Regions from separate parts of the Homo sapiens genome. Here region 2 is linked to region 1. A link is a contact called in ENCODE Hi-C or POLR2A ChIA-PET data. All regions are on one chromosome and are shown on one strand. The core of a region is the stretch at or near the end of the contact, and the rest is flanking DNA. Distances in the headings are between cores, read along the strand shown.

The links. Hi-C counts contacts between places; a loop is a spot of excess contacts on that map. ChIA-PET counts read pairs that join two places held with the same protein, here RNA polymerase II (POLR2A). Pooled maps may share reads with other maps.
Region 2: a loop to region 1 is called in a map of naive thymus-derived CD4-positive, alpha-beta T cell, with 9 times the contacts of the local background. The contact joins the enhancer-like site here to the promoter of PARN in region 1. A Hi-C loop is called at or near these places in 1 of 168 maps with a recorded cell type or tissue (naive thymus-derived CD4-positive, alpha-beta T cell) and 8 of 50 pooled maps. POLR2A ChIA-PET finds 5 or more read pairs at or near these places in 1 of 52 experiments (T-cell).

The regions. Positions count from the first base shown.
Region 1 is chr16:14,627,765-14,632,688 of GRCh38, forward strand. It overlaps PARN (poly(A)-specific ribonuclease), which reads right to left and starts at 2,496. Exons shown (of 24, transcript NM_002582.4): 1 at 2,343-2,496; 2 at 1,833-1,910; 3 at 408-487. The coding sequence starts at 2,361. RefSeq lists enhancers at 1,464-1,987, 1,988-2,509, 2,510-3,032, 4,632-4,924.
Region 2 is chr16:15,958,480-15,963,725 of GRCh38, forward strand. All of the region lies in intron 1 of ABCC1 (ATP binding cassette subfamily C member 1 (ABCC1 blood group)), which reads left to right. Among named protein-coding and RNA genes, the nearest start is that of ABCC1, 11 kb to the left of the region's middle. RefSeq lists enhancers at 1-206, 207-707. Within about 2 kb of position 3,137, at least 7 of the 41 ENCODE cell types and tissues checked have a DNase peak (open chromatin) inside an H3K27ac peak, as active enhancers do.

The DNA of each region.
Region 1 (4,924 bases), core at 1,246-3,745:
ATCATTTGACGCCAGAAGTTCGAGACCAGCCTGGTCAACAAAGTGAGACCGATCTCTACAAAAGAATATGTAAAAATTAAAAAAAATAATAATAATTGGCTGGGCACAGTGGCTTGCGCCTGTAGTCCCAACTACTTGGGAGGCTGTGGCAGGAGAATCAGTTGAGCCAGGAGTTCAAGGCTCCACAGAGCAGTGATCACGCCACTGCACCCCAGCCTGGGTGACAGAGCGAGACCTTGTCTCTAAAACAAGACAAAACAAAAAAAAAAATCACTTCATGGCTAGGTTTGAGGAGAAAATACTGCACTTACAAAACCTTAATGCACAAGTTTAGTAACAATATTTATCATTTAACATAAGGAAGACTAACATGAGAAAGAAAAAGATTTCCTAGCACATCCACTTGCCTTTTTAAGCTTCTGATACCTCTCTTCTGGAGTGTCAAAACCATTTGTTAATGCAGAGACTGAAGGTCCATCACTGATTCCTAGATTTTAAGAAATAAAAATTTTTAGCTTACTAATAAATACTAACGTAAAAATGCCAGTCAATCATTCAGTGCCTCTATAATGTCGTATCACGAATTAAGGTTACTTGGAAGCACTCCCTAACTTACTTTTTTAAAATAAGCATTAATTTCAGTGGCCACCAGGTTAAACCCTCTAATAATGAACTTAGAGATGCGAATGTTTCAACATGAGAATAGGCAGTTCCAGCGTCTAAAACATGACTTAAAACACAGTAATCATGTAAGAAAACAATCTCTATGCTTGAATAAGTTTTGCTGCTTTAAAAGATTCCTGTATAAACAGACATCAATAAATCCCTAAGTATATTATTGCCAGAGTTCCAGTCTTGGTCAAGAGTTTGGAGTGGTTAATATCTATGCAAAGAATGTATCTTCAAGATTAAGAGAAAATTATTTCTCTAAGTGAAAACTCTTAGCTTCCTAGGGAAGTGATTCCAACTAGACACTACCTAAAGCCAAGGATACTATTTACCCCTGCATGGATTCCTTCATGATTCAAACATGGAAAATCAGACAGCAAAAATGGATATCCATATCAAAGGGAGTGAACCGTTCATATTGACATCAGCAATTTAAAAACTAGTCTTTGCTCCCCCTAAAAAAGGGGAAAAAAAATTTGCAACTTTAAGTGTCAGTGAAGTATTTCCTGTATACACACCTGTTGAGGCAGGCAATGAACACGTCCACTAATGCATAAAGAAATATCTCATTTATCTGCAAAAACCTGACCCTAGCCGGTCACAAAAGGGCAAATATTGTAAGATTCCACTTATATGAGATGTTAAGGGCAGTCAAATTCAGAGACAAATGGCGGTTGCTAAAGGCTGGGCGAAAGGAGAAATGGGGAGTTTAATGTGTAAAGAGTTTCAGACTGTGAAGATGAAGAAGTCCTAGAGATGGATGGTGATGTTTGCACAGCAATGTGAATGTACTTAATGCCACTTAACTGTAAAGCCACTTAAAATGGCAAATTTCATGTTATACCTATTTTACAATCAAGAAAAAAAACAGTCTGACCCTAATCCTCAAGCTCTCTGCAATGTACACGCCGCACTGTTTTAAGCAGCATCAAAACCATCATCTCTATCTGAGATCCTGAGTCCAATCACAAACCTACGGCGTATCTTCATTTCTTTCGTGCTTTTGAAACGTTTAAAGGGTAACACTGAGACCTGTGAAACCCGCCCAAGGCTACTAACAGCAAGAGGCCACCACCAAGCATAAGAAGTTGGGGGCTGGGGGATTGAAGGAGCCTTGGCTATGCACTGCAAAGTGCTAGCCTGAGCTTGCAAGGGAGGGATACCTGAAAACTCCCCATCGATGGCGAAGAAGTCGGCCTCCTCTATGGCCTGGTACACTTTGTGAAGATTACTCTTAAAATCTGCGGAGAAACCGAAAAGAGGCTCAGAACCAGTGGCCTGAATTCCTGCTAAGGGGAGAGGGAAGGAGGGCCGAGGAGCTCCCGAGGCTGAGAGCCGGAAGGGGAAAAGTCCCGGAGGTGTGCACCGGGGCGAGGGGAATCAAGTCCTCGAGGGGTGCATGGGTCAGGGGGGACAAGCCCCGGGGGGTGCCCGGCCCGGAGAAGGACAAGGCCCCGGATGGTGCCGGGGTTGGAGGAGTAAGTACAAGGCTCCTAGGGTGCACGGTCCGCAGCCGGAAAAGACCCCAAGAGGCGCACCGGCTTAAGGAGGGAAAAGCCCTGAGGGGCTGCCTCAGCCCCAGGCCCAGCCAAACACGCCGGCCATGGTCTCGGCCTAGCAGGCCAGGGGCAGCCGGGTGTGGGGAGGCGGGGAGGTGTACGGCGGACACGCACTGCTCCTGATTATCTCCATTCTGCAGAGTGGCCGGAACCTTGGCCCCACCCGGGCCCGCGCCCGCCTCAGCGGTTCTACTCGCCGAATTCCGCGGCGACTGCGGCAGTAGCTGAGGCAGCCGCAGCGGTGACGCCGGCCGCGACTTCCGGAAACAGCGCGCGCCTGCTGCGCTTGCGTCAGCGCCTGCGCGGCGGCGGGGGCGGGGCCAAGGCTGGGCTCCTTTCCCTCCTTATAGGGACAGGGGAGGGGCGTGGCTATCGAAGTCCCCAAGGCGTGGCCTAATTTGTGCGGGCTTTCACTTCAGTAGAAAAAATGTGCATGTCTCGACATCCAGTCGACCAGGAAATACTGACTGGGTTTCTGTGATATGCTAGCCACTCTTACAGGGGTGGAGATACAGTGATGAACAGGAAGACGTGCTCCCTGCCCCATTGTAGCTTAAACTTGGGGTAAGGGGAAATTCAGGCAGGAGTGAAACTTGCCATTTGGTAACACATGAAAATCGCTATTAAGAAAAAGAGCGGGGCGATGTAATAGAGAATAATGGGATCCGGGTGCGGTGGCTCACGCCTGTAAGCCTAACACTTTGGGAACCCGAGGCGGGAGGATCCGTTGAACTGAAGAGTTCGAGACCAGCCTGGACAGCATAGTGAGACCTGTCTCTTAAAAAAATAAAATTAGGCCGGACCCGGTGGCTTATGCCTGTAATCCCAGCACTTTGGAAGGCCGAGGCGGGCGGATCACGAGATCAGGAGTTCGAGACCAGCCTGGCCAACATAGTGAAACCCTGTCTCTACTAAAAATATAAAAATTGGCTGGGCTTGGTGACTCATGCCTGTAATCCTAGCGATTTGGGAGGCAGAAGCGGGCGGATTACCTGAGGTCAGAAGTTCAAGAGCAGCCTGGCCAACATGGTGAAACCCTGTCTCTATTAAAAATACAAAAAATTAGCCGGGTGCAGTGGTGCGCGCCTGTAATCCCAGCTATTCGGGAAGCTGAGGCAGGAGAATCTCTTGAACCTGGGAGGCGGAGGTTGCTGTGAACCGAGATCACGCCACTGCACTCCAGCCTGGGTGACAGAACGAGACTTGTTTTCAAAAAAAAAATTAAATTAAATTAAAAGAATAATAGGGGTTGTTACTTAGGTGATCACGGAAAGCAAAGCTGAGACCCTTAGCTACTGCATTAGCCTCTGGGAATACTATGTCGAGTGCAACATATGAGGCCCGGCCCTAATGGAATTGTATGTTGGTTTGGGGTTGCTGTTCTCCAATGCCTAGCACTGGGCTGACACGTAGTAGACACTCAATAAGCATGGGTTGAATGAATACATTCAGGTTGGTCTTTCACAAAAGCCAACTATGAAAAGTTGGTTAGTGCCGGATGCGATGGCTCACGCCTGTGATCCTGGCACTTTGGGAGGCCGAGGCAGGCGGATTGCTTGAGGCCAGGAGCTCGAGACCAGCCTGGGCAACACGGTGAAACCCCATCTCTACTAAAATACAAAGAATTAGCCTGGCGTGGTGGCGCACCCCTGTAGTCCCAGCTACTCGGGAGGCTGAGGCAGGAGAACTGCTTGAACCCGGGAGGCGGAGGTTGCAGTGAGCCAAGATTGTGCCACTGCACTCCAACCTGGGCGACAGAGCGAGACTCCGTCTCCAAAACAAACAAACGAACAAAAGGAAAGTTGATTAGAAGACCTATTTTCAAAATCTATCTCAGCCACTTATTAGTTCTGGAATGCATTAAACCTTCCTAAACCTCAATTTCCTGGGATTGTATTGAGGCTCAGTGGTGCTAATGAATGTGAACTGGGAAGCAGCGTATTAATAAATCTGTATAAATAACTGTTTAATGGGGGCCTGGCGCCATGACTCACACCTGTAATCCCAGCGTTTTCGGGGGCTGAGGCAGGAGAATCGCCTGAACCCAGGAGTTCCAGACCAGCCTGGGGAAAAGAGCGAGACCCTGTCTCCATAAAAATAAAATGAAATTTTAAAATGAGCCAGGCGTGGTTGTGCACGCCCGTAGTCCCAACTATTCACGAGGCTGAGGTGGGATAATCGCTTGAACCCGGGAGGCGGAGGTTGCAGTGAGCCAAGATCGTGCCACTGTACGCCAGCCTGGCGGGTGAGAGTGAGACTCTGTCTCAAAAACAAACAACAACAACAAAACAAAACCAAATAATCAGCATAAGTTCTAGACGCTGTGACCTAGACGCTGGGAAGGGGCGAAACGTGGTGATAAGAAAACCATTTCAAGCTGTACGAGGTGGCTCACGCCTGTAATCGCAGCACTTTGTAAGGCTGAGGCAGGAGGATCCCTTGACGCCATATGTTCAAGATCAGCCTGGAAAACGCAGCGAGACCCCATCTCTACGAAAAAAAAAATATTTTAATAGAAATAAAAGTCATTTAATTCCGATTCTTAACACCGTAAATTGAACGTATAGTCCTGTGATTTTCTACATAAAATGTGAAGGCAAAAAATAACTGTAGAGAGTACGGTGCGGCCTTGTAATATTTTAATTTCTAGGCAAAGCTTGTATCCTCCGGATACAAGAACAGCCGCCCAGGAGGAG
Region 2 (5,246 bases), core at 1,887-4,386, 1.3 Mb after region 1:
CCTGTTGGTATCTGAGTTGGCATCTCCTGCTTTGCAGGCCAACCTTGAAGTTAGCATCTGATTGGTATGTTGGCTTCAGATTTTCATGGCGAAGTAAGGCCTAGCTTTGATGATCAGCTCTTAGTGTGGTCAGTACAACTCTAGCTCGTGAAAACTTGCCCAAACATTTTGCCAAAATTAATTAATGGCCAGACATCCTGAGGCAAGCTTCCCCCCGCTTAGCAAGAAAACTGGGATAGGGCAGCATCCCTGTGGGTGGAGTGGTGCTGGGGACCTGCACTTACCTCTTAGAGGCTGAATGGTTGAACGGGGCCTTTGAGGAAGCTGTATTTTGCGGGTGGGGACATGGAGCACAGTTGCTCAGTGTCGGCCCCGTTGACATGTAGGCCACATCATTCTTTGTGGCCTGGTTGCTGTTCTGTGCAGCGTAGTCTTAGCCCCAAACCTGGCCTCTACCCCCTAGTAGATGCTGGTAGCACCTCCTCTTGTTGTGACAACCGAAAATGCCTCTAGATGTTTCCATATGTTCCCTGGGGTGTGAAATCACACAGCCACTGGTGTGGAGGAATATGGGGGAGAAACATGGAGCAAGACCTTCCTCCTCATCCTGCATTTCCCTAGGAGGTTGTGGGCTGTCGAAATTCTAGTGTAATTGGCTTACTGGGGTTGCCTTGGAGAAGCTTAATGAGACGTTAAGGAGGTTAAACTCCAATTAGCTAGAGAAGAAACTTGCGGCAGTTTCTTTTTTACTGAGGGCTGTGTCTTTTTACCTTTTTCCATTTTCCCAGTTGGAGTTGTGACAGTTCATTCTCCCCTGGGAAAACAAAAATGGCTTTCTTTTTCTTTTTCTTTCTTTTTTCTTTTGAGACAGGGTCTCCCTCTGTCACCCAGGCTGGAGTGCAGTGGCACAATCATAGCTCACTGCAGCCTCGACCTCCTGGGCTGAAGCTATCTTCCCACCTTAGCCTCCCAGGTAGCTGGGACCAGAGGTGCACACCACCATACCCGGCTAATTTTTGTATTTTTTGTAGAGTCAGGGTCTCACCATGTTGCCCAGGCTTGTCTCAAACTCCTGGGCTCAAGCGATCCTCCTGCCTCGGCCTCCCAAAGTGCTGGGATTACAGGCGTGAGCCACCATGCCCAGCCGAAAATGGCTTTCTTGAGAGATCAGCTTTGAAGCTCTACTCCTTCATTTTAAAGTGCCCCAGGAGAAGTGGACGATTACAAAGTTGAGATTCCACTTAAGTGTCCCCTTAGTTTAACTGTGGGATTCATCTCCTGGGGAGGTTGCCAGGTTCTGGAAAGTGGGTGTTAATGACCAGGGAGGGTGCCCCTAGGCTAGCATCCTGTAACCCTCAGGAATTGAGATTTTTATGGAGGTTTTCTCTTCCTCTCTGTGAGTTTTCTCTCTGAGAAACCTGTCTAGGGAGGGAGGCTCTAGGCTAGCATCCTGTAACCCTCAAGTAGTAATTGAGATTTTTATGGAGCTTTTATCTTCCTCTCTGTGAGTTTTCTCTCTGAGGAACCTCAGTGTACCTTTTACTGGCCTCCTAGGTAATACTTGTTTGGAGAATATGTGTGATGTCTAAGTCTTCCCAGTACAAGAAATTTGTGTGGTGTTTGACTGATTGATGGATGGAGTCTTGTTCTGTCGCCCTAGCTGATTGTACCACTGCACTGCAGTCTCGACCTCCCAGGCCAAGTGACCCTCCCAACTCACCCTCCCAAGTAGCTGGGACTACAGGCATGCACCAGCACACCCGGCTAATTTTTGTATTTTTTTTTGTAGAGATGGGGTTTCACTATGTTGCCCAGTTTGGTCTTGAACTCTTGAGCTCAAGCAGTCTCCCAGAGTGCTGGGATTACAGGTGTGAGCCACCACGCCCAGCCTCGTGTGGTCTTTGATACCCCTGGGTTCATTGTATTGTTCTTCCCACACTGCTTTTCATTCATTCATTTATTCAGTCATTATTAATTGAGCAGCTACTATGTGCTGCTGCTGCTCTAGGCACTGAGGATACAACAGTGAACAGGACAGACCAGGCCCATGTTCTCATGGGGTTTACACTGAGGGTGACGGAAATGATTTCAGATGCTGGCAAGTGCTGCAAAGACTTGAACCGGGAAAAACTGGGTGAGGTGCAAACTACTACGGAGGGATGTCCACAGAAGGCCTTTCGGAGGCGGTGAGGTTTGACCCCAGAGCTCAGTGGCAAAGCTGGCCATGCAAGGATGTGGGGGAAGGGAGTCCCAGAGTGGGAAGAGAATGTGCATAGGCCTTGAGGAAGATCATGGTGTGGTTAAAGTATTGAGGAGTTTAACTCAAAGGAACTGCAGAGCCCATCTCATAAAAATCTAGCCTGGAGCATTCGGCAAAATGCATAAAGCACTAACACAATGGCTTGTGGTCCTGGAATTTCCAGGGAAGGCGCTTACCAGCTCAGCAAGGAAGTAGAACAATGCATGGTCCCTGGCAGAAGCAAGAACCTTCTGATCTGTTTATGTTTGAATGAAACGCAGGTTTTTTTTTTTTTTTTTTTTTTTTAAAATAGATGGGGGTCTTGCTATGCTGCTCAGGCTGGTCTCGAACTCCTGGGCTCAAGCAATCCACCCACCTTGGCCCTTCCATGTGCTGGGATTACAGGCATGAGGCACTACGCCCTGCTGAATCTCAGGTCTTAAAAATTCAGTTTATTTTGTTTTATGAGTCTCTTCTCTTTCTCAGAACCTTAACTGAAACGTTTGTGATCAAGACCAACTTGGGTTTCCCCACTCCCCAGTTGCCTTTGATTCTCCGCCAAAGGCTTGTTCGTAAGATGATGAGGTACTTTTTTCCTGTGGTTAAGAGGACTTTCTATAGGTTGCTAGAAAACTCTTGTTTTAAAACAAGATGTTGTTGAATTGATCTGGCTGATTGCAGGAGGAAGATCTTGTACTGCAACTTTGTTGATGATGCTAATACTTTAAGGTGAATATTCTAGAAGAATATAAAGGGAAAAATAAAAGTTTTAGTATGTTCCCACCCTGCCCTTTGTTCCCAGAAGTAGCCGTTATTGATGATGGTTGTTGATGATAGTTTCTTGGGTGTTTTTCGAGAAAAGTTTCAAGTATATGCAAATGTATGTGCAAGAACGTGTTCGTTTGTGTGTATATGTTTACATATTCATTTTTTCCCTCCCTAGTTGGGTATTTTAAATACTGTTTTGTCTCTTGTTCTCTTCACTTAACCAGTGTTGATTTTCTTGCCATTTTAAGCCCATGCAAATTGAAAGTAAAAGCCAATCAAATCAACTTTTTTTTTTTTTTTTTTTTAAACAAGCCACGCATTTGCCTGTTAAATGGCTGAGCCATGTATTCACCCATTCCCCTCTTGGTGTCTATCAAGGTCATTCCCAGTTCCTGGTTTCTTGCTGTGATAAGCAGTGCTGCACTGAAGGCACATGTATGCAAATATATGTAAATGATTCAGCAGAATAAATTTTCCCACAGGAAATTGCTAGGTTGACAGTATGTGCATTTTGAAATTTGATAGTTAATTGTCAGGTTACTGCAGCAGTTTATACTCCCACTAATGGGCCCACCAGCACTTATTAAGCACCTGTTGTTTTCCTGCCATATCAGAAAAATTGAGCAAGCTGGGAAGTGATCAGGCCCATGTTGCTTGGCTGTGTGTGAGAGGGCTTTGCCCAGTTAAGTTAAACCTTACTTTCCAGAGGTCAGGAGATCAAAGCAGAAGTGTGCTTTGGTTTTGTTCAGTTTTTTAAAAGATGTGTTTAAATTTTAAACATCTTTGGACTTATTTTAAAAATTGCTTTTAAATCAATAATTTAACAATGTGTAAAAACATTACTGATAGTCTCACCATGCTAATGTCACTCTGATTTTTACACCTAAACTAATTTAATTGCAGAGTTTTCTGATCACAAGTGACATGTGTTCCATATGACAGAACAAACAATACAAAGATATTTAAATAAAGCCTGAACATGGTACTGATATTAGTTTGTTCATGCTGCTATGAAAAAATACCTGAGACTGCGTAGTTTATAAAGGAAAGAGGTTTAATTGACTCACAGTTCTGCATGGCTGGGGAGGCCTCAGGAAACTTAAAATGATGGTGGAAAGGAAAGCAAACATGTCCTTCTTCACATGGTGGCAGGAGACAGAAGTGCAGAGTAAAGAGGAGAAAAGCCGGTATAAAACCATCAGATCTTCTGAGGACTCACTATCAGGAGAACAGCATGGGGGAACCGCTCCCATGATCTAATCACCTCCAGTGAGGTCCCTCCACCAACACGTGGGGATTACAATTAAGATTACAATTCAAGATGAGATTTGTGCGGGGACACAGAGCCGTGCCATATCATTCTGCCCCTGGCCCCTCCCAAATCTCATCTTTCTCATATTTCAAAACACAATTATGCCTTCCCAACAGTTCCCCAAAGTCTTAACTCATTTCAGCATTAACTCAAAAGTCTATGTCCAAAATCTCATCTGAGACAAAATCTAGTCTCTTTCACCTATCAGCCTGTAAAATCAAAAGAAGTTAGTTAGTTCCTAGATACAATGGGGGTACAGGCATTGGATAAATACACCCGTTTGAAATGGGAGAAATTGGCCAAAACAAAGGGGCTGCAGGCCCCATGCAAGTCTGAAATCCAATAGGCCAGTCATAAAACTTTCAAGTTCCATAGTTATCTCCTTTGACTCCGTGTCTCACATCCAGGTCACACTGTTGCAAGAGGTGGGCTTCCACGGCCTTGGGCAGCTCTGCCCCTGTGGCTTTGCAGGGTATAGCCCCGCTCCTGGCTGCTTTCACAGGTTGGCGTTGAGTGTCTCCGTCTTTTCCAGGCACACGATGTAGCTGCAGGTGGATCTACCATTCTGGGTTCTGGATGGTGGCCCTTTTCTCACAGCTCCATTAGGCAGTACCCCAGTGGGGACTCTGTGTGGGGGCTCTGACCCCATATTTCCCTTCTTTACTGCATTGGTAGAGGTTCTCCATAAAGGCTCCACCCCTGCAGCAAACTTCTGGCTGGACATCCAGGCATTTGCATACATCCTCTGAAATCTAGGTGGAGGTTTCCAAACCTCAGTTCTTTAGTTCTATGTACCCACAGGCTCAATACCACATGGAAGCTGCCGAGGCTTGGGGCTTGCACCCTCTGAAGGCACAGCCTGAGCTGTGTACCTTGGCTCCTCTTAGCCATGACTGGAGTGGCTGGGCACCAAGTCCTAAGGCTGCA